Linked DNA regions of Homo sapiens: region 2 is linked to region 1. The links are chromatin contacts, found by Hi-C or POLR2A ChIA-PET in ENCODE. All regions are on one chromosome and are shown on one strand. The core of a region is the stretch at or near the end of the contact, and the rest is flanking DNA. Distances in the headings are between cores, read along the strand shown.

What was found. A loop is a pair of places that touch in the nucleus more often than their neighbours do. ChIA-PET counts read pairs that join two places held with the same protein, here RNA polymerase II (POLR2A). Pooled maps may share reads with other maps.
Region 2: POLR2A ChIA-PET joins it to region 1 with 11 read pairs in Panc1. The contact joins two enhancer-like sites. A Hi-C loop is called at or near these places in 1 of 50 pooled maps. POLR2A ChIA-PET finds 5 or more read pairs at or near these places in 2 of 52 experiments (H1 and Panc1).

The regions. Positions count from the first base shown.
Region 1 is chr6:111,842,550-111,845,249 of GRCh38, reverse strand. All of the region lies in intron 2 of FYN (FYN proto-oncogene, Src family tyrosine kinase), which reads left to right. Among named protein-coding and RNA genes, the nearest start is that of FYN, 30 kb to the left of the region's middle. RefSeq lists an enhancer at 2,240-2,349. Within about 2 kb of position 1,414, at least 10 of the 41 ENCODE cell types and tissues checked have a DNase peak (open chromatin) inside an H3K27ac peak, as active enhancers do.
Region 2 is chr6:111,949,611-111,952,310 of GRCh38, reverse strand. No RefSeq gene overlaps it. Among named protein-coding and RNA genes, the nearest start is that of LINC02527, 42 kb to the right of the region's middle. Within about 2 kb of position 1,408, at least 2 of the 41 ENCODE cell types and tissues checked have a DNase peak (open chromatin) inside an H3K27ac peak, as active enhancers do.

The sequences.
Region 1 (2,700 bases), core at 165-2,664:
AGCCTATGGGTGCCAGGAGCCCCCTCAGGGCAGTATTGTGCCTTGGAGCCCAAAGAAATGCCTGGCATTTGCCCCAGACTGCAGGACTTGCCCTCCCCTGTCCAACTCAGGCAGTGAATCCTGCAGCCACAGGAGGGGGAAGTCCATTCATCTGGGTTCCCAGTCCTGGCCCCATGCCGGGCAAACAGCAGGGCTCAGTTAGTGGGGTGTGGGGGGCACTGAATGGAATGTGTTCAATTTTGCTTCACTTCTGCTGTTAACTTCCTGTTAGACCTTAGAAAAATCATTTCTCCTCCCCAAGTTTCATTTTTCTTATCAGTAAAGTGGTCCCTTTCACAGGACCAAGTAAAATTACTCGCTTTTAAATTGAAAAACACAAACCAAATACATTTTGTTTTTGTTTTTGTTTTCTGACTTGGGTCTTGAATTAAAATGGAAAAAGGGCTGTTGGCCACCAGTCTAAAGAATGCCAGGTAAGACCAGTTATGGATTGGGACTGAAGGAGCAATGAGTGTCTAACAAAAGAGTGAACACGGGTGACTGACCCGTGGTGTGGATGTCTGTAAGTGCACAGGGAATCCAGATTAAGAGAAGCTAAACGGGTAGAAATGCTGCTTGGATGGAGTGAGTCTGAGGCACCTCTGAAAGGCTCTGCCTGCACCCTCTCCTCAGTCAAGTAGTTGATGACCTGAAAAACAATCATTGCCTTAGGGGAGTTTGCTGTTTTAAAAGCTCTATTCTAGAAGTTCCACTTTCAGAACCTTTTTCTGTTGCTGGTAGAACACTGTTGAACACGGATCTATCAACTTTTCTTTTTGTCTGTGTTTACCTATCCAGAAGAATCTAATATAGGATGTGCATCTGTTGTATAAGTAAATGATACCTGTTGGCCAACTCCAGTGGAGAAAAATTGCCAAAGTTACAGTGTTTGTTCTTCATGTGGATTTTTAAGTTTCCTCTTTTAGTTGAACGTTTTTGTAAAGACAGAAGTGGAAAATTAGCTTTATTTTGACATGCTAAAGCTCAAAGACAAGTTAGCATAAATTCTGTATTAATTAATATCTATGGTTTATTGAACTTCTGCTATGCAGAGTGCTTTATATCATCTATGTTACACTTCACTGTGACAGCAGTCCTGTGAGGGAGCTATGAGAGGCTCAAGGTGCTGTAGTTATAGTAAGGATTCTACTCAGATCTGTCTGGGCTCAGAGCTTTCCCCTTCCCATACCCCACCTTACTTTGGAGTTTATATAATATTTGAGACAATATGTTTGTGTGCCTTATTTTTTTTTAAGTTTCGTAAGTTCTAAGAAAGCGGCATTTGTTACTTTTTAGAGAGCTCTTCCTTGACACTCCCCTAAAGGCCCAGGCTGGATGGGGTTGCCCTATCGCCACGGCCGCTTCAAAGCTGTCATTGTGGTTGCATAGTTATCTGTGCAGTGACTGTCTGACAGCAGTGTTCACTGTGGAACTGCAGGCTTTATCAGCTCAGAATCCTTATCTGTGCCAAGCCTAGTGCCTAACTCATAGTAGGCCCTCTTAAAAAATTGAGCAGGCATGAATGAGTGGAAACCATGCTTGTTAATAGCATTATGTGGCGATAAGACCATCATTCCTTGACTTGCTCCCCAAAAGTACAAAGTTTCAAGCAGACAAATGAACAGATCATTCTTAAAATTGAACTAATCTGGGCAAGCAAAGAGAGTTCAAAGATAAAAGAGGGGGACGCAGTAGTGCACAAGGGAAACATTAAAGCAAATATTTTCTTTTCCACAGAATCTTTTAGAATTCTTGAGGGTTACAGTTCCAGATATCATTGCTTTAAGTGTATAAAGTGTATTTTTAAAAAGTGAAACCCATACCCATTTAAAAATTGAAAAATATGTAATCAAGTTGTATCAGAACAAAAATGTGCTTTTTGTGTAAAAAGCTAATTAAATGGAGTCATCCTATTTAGTGATTTAAAAGGATTTGATTAAAATAATATCCACTTCAACTACTCTCAAAGGGCTGAGGAGAGAGGTTTGGTTTCCGTGCATCCTGGATGGCCTTTGTCTGGTGTGATTAAAGGTATTTCAGTGCCTGCCATGAGAGAGGCCCCTGCCATTTCTGCAGTTTCAGTGAGACCGAGAATTCCTGCAGTGTCATTCCAACTGTTTGCAGGGTTTAGACAGCTGCGTTCAGGCCACAAATATGGCCACAAACACTACTGCCTATTTGATAGACACAGAGGCCTTCCGAAACAAAAATTGTCATTCAAAAAGAAAAGTAAAAAGAAAAATTACCTCCTGCCTTAGAATTGTTTACTTTTCCTCTGAGTGAGTGAGTTCTTTGAAATGTGTTGGTCTGTTAATGTAGAATGTACATGGAAGTTGCTCCATTTTTCAGTGTTTCTTTGGTTTTAATAAGTCCCAAGAGAAATGATAAAAAACCTCCTAGATTCTTAGTGTGGGGATAATTGTCTTGTGGGGGGAAAATCTAATTCTAAGTAATCGAGGGTTAGAAATTTGAGGCCGCATCAGGAATCCAGCTTTAAAGCCATGTCCGCATGATTTCTATGCAGCTGGTTAAGAGGTGGGAAAATTAATTCATACAAGTTTTTTCTTTTGTGGGAAGAATAAGATTTCCGGGGTCAGAGGCCAGCAGTGTTTACATGGGGTATCCAAAGGCCTCACAGTGCTGGTTGCTGGGGTGACATGA
Region 2 (2,700 bases), core at 159-2,658, 110 kb before region 1:
AAAGCCAGACTGAGCACGTTCAGGCTACAGCAGATACAGCAGGAAATATTTATGTGTATGTGGAGCTGGTAGAGGGGTGGAAGAAAAAATTAGTCTATATAGTCCATAAACATTAATCTCCTCTGGAACTGTGAAGAAAATGATTGGAATTAGGGTCTCTATTTTTTAAAAGAACTGATGTTAGAGGAGGTAAATGTTGAAAGACTCTAAGTAGATGAACAGAAGCAAAAAAATAAAAATCCCAAATATTTTATTCTCTGGTCTAGCCATCAAAGAATGTATCCTTTATCTTAAAAGATGGTTATCTAGTTGCTTTAAAGCCTGGGGAAAGATCTGAAAATGGCAAAATGCCTAATATATAGACTCTCTTGGGAAAAGAGGAGGGGAGATAAGAGGTTTTCCTATCAATGGAATACCAAGATTGACTTTCAGCTAGGAATCCAGCCAATTTATTACTTCTTTCCCATTGTGAAGAAATACTATAAACGGACACAATAAGCTCCAAAGAAACTGGCTGGAGGAAAAGAAAAAAAAAATCAAAACCCAAGTGTAGAAAGACAGGCAAGTAGGATCAATTTGCTGGGTTCTATCCAAGTCCACCTAATTATTGCAGGAGGCTTGGCTGGCAGCTTGACATCAGGCAGGCGGTCCTCAGGTTCCCGGGCCCGGCCGGCAACTTCCTACCTGCACTGGGTGGGTAACAGGGCAGCGCATCAACCTCCTACAAGTGCTCGGGTTTTCTGTTTCTGTGCCCCAGGGAGAGCCCTCCCAAAACCTAAGTACATTCTACTTTTTAGAATTGCTCCTTCAGGAGAATGGCCAAGACCCGGTGGCTTTTTTTTCCTGCTTAGGTGCAGCTACACACAGTCCTTTCTCCCCCTCCTTGGCCTTGTCCTCTTTCTTTTTCCACTGACCCCACCCAGAAAAGACTGTATTTCATTGTCTCTAACTAACTGAGTTACGCTTTCCACACCAAGAATATTATTTTAGAGAAAAAGATTATAATACTCTGTGGCATACTCAGAAACATCTGGAGAGAAGGCGTATGGACCTCAGGCTTGCTCTCATCTCCAAGCAAGCACTAACCCAGAGGGACTTTCTTTGCTACATTTAAGCGTTAAAGGGAGGCACCTTCCCTCTGCTCATTCTCCCTTCCCTACATCTGCTTCAATCCCAGTCCCACCCTATGGCAGCAGAGTGCAAAGGGAGCTGGCGGGCCATGCCATCGTCTCCTCTGACTGACCCTGAAGGATGCAGGGTGACTCTTCGCTGCAGCCTGGGAGTCTAGGCATAGGCGGATTCCCAGGATCTGGACGGTGCCCATGGCTTGCCTCCCTCTTCCTCTGTGTCAATCAGTCGGTCCTCCTCTGCCAAGCCAGCTGTCTGCACCTGGACATCTCTGTCATTTTGCTCCCTCGCTCTGCCTGGCAAGTAGCCAGGTTGGCAGGGTCCCTGCTGGGGTCTGTGCTCCATTGTATGGGCAGCCAGCTGGAGCTAGGTGGGGGTAGGAACACTCTCATGGGGCCTCTGGCCCACAAATGCCTGAAGCAGCCAACCATGCTCTGGCTTGACCTGGCTTTAACCCAATGTAAACTCATCTTCAGGCTTCCAGGGAGCTTCAGAGGCTGTGCCCTAACCAAATGGACAGGACTATTGCAAAGTATTTCTATTTATGCACAATGTAGTGTGGATTTACGTGGGTAGGCATATCTGGAGACCAAAGTTGATATTCTCCTCCGTCATGTCTAAATAGTACCTTCAAATGTAATTTTAAGTAGTCAACAAGAAAGTAGATATTTTTCAATAATCTTTACTCCATTTAAGGTTCTAGGACCTTCCAAAATTCACTGAATCTCTCAAAAGTCTTCACAGAGCCACATTTTCGAGTACCAGAATTACACTGTGGTACTTGATGTCACAGGTCATGCAAGTCCACAGTTCCTTATGTTAAGGCTCTTTTGGTTATAAGCAACAGAAAAAAATCTGCTGGCTTAAGCAGGAAGAGGGAATTTTATTGTAAGATGCTTGCACAGCTCACAGAACCAAATGAAGAATGCGAAGGAAGGAAAGAAAGGAGGAAGGAAGGAAGGAAAGAAGGGAGGAAGGAAGGAAGGAAAGAAGGAAGGAAGGAAAGAAGGAAGGAAGGAAAGAAGGAAGGAAGGAAGGAAGGAAGGAAGGAAAGAAGGAAGGAAGGGAGGGAGGGAGGGAGGGAGGAAGGGAGGAAGGAATGTGGGGGAAGGGGTCCTGACGCCCTCAGCTAGAAAAGGTCACTGCCCTCTCCAAATGCATTGCCATTGTCCTGTGTTTTCGTTTTATACTGCTGTCATAAAAAACTACCAGAAATACAGTGGCTAAAAGCAGCAGAAGCGTATTAGCTCACAGTTCTGTAGGTCAGAAATCTGGCATGGGTCAACGGAGTTCTTAGCTCAGGTGTCTCCCAAGGCCAAAATCAAGGTGTCAGCCATGCCAGGCTCTTATCTGGAAGCTCTGGGGAAGAATTCATTTCAGGCTCATTCAGGTTGCTGGCTGAATCCATTGTCTTGCAATTATAGGAATGAGGTTCTTGCTTGCTCACCAGCTGGGGGCCTCCATCAGCTCCTAGAGGCAACTGCAGTTTCCTCTCACATGGCACCTCCATCTTCTGGTCAGCAATGGTGTGCCGAATTCTGCCCATGCTCCAAATCTCTCTGACTTCTGATG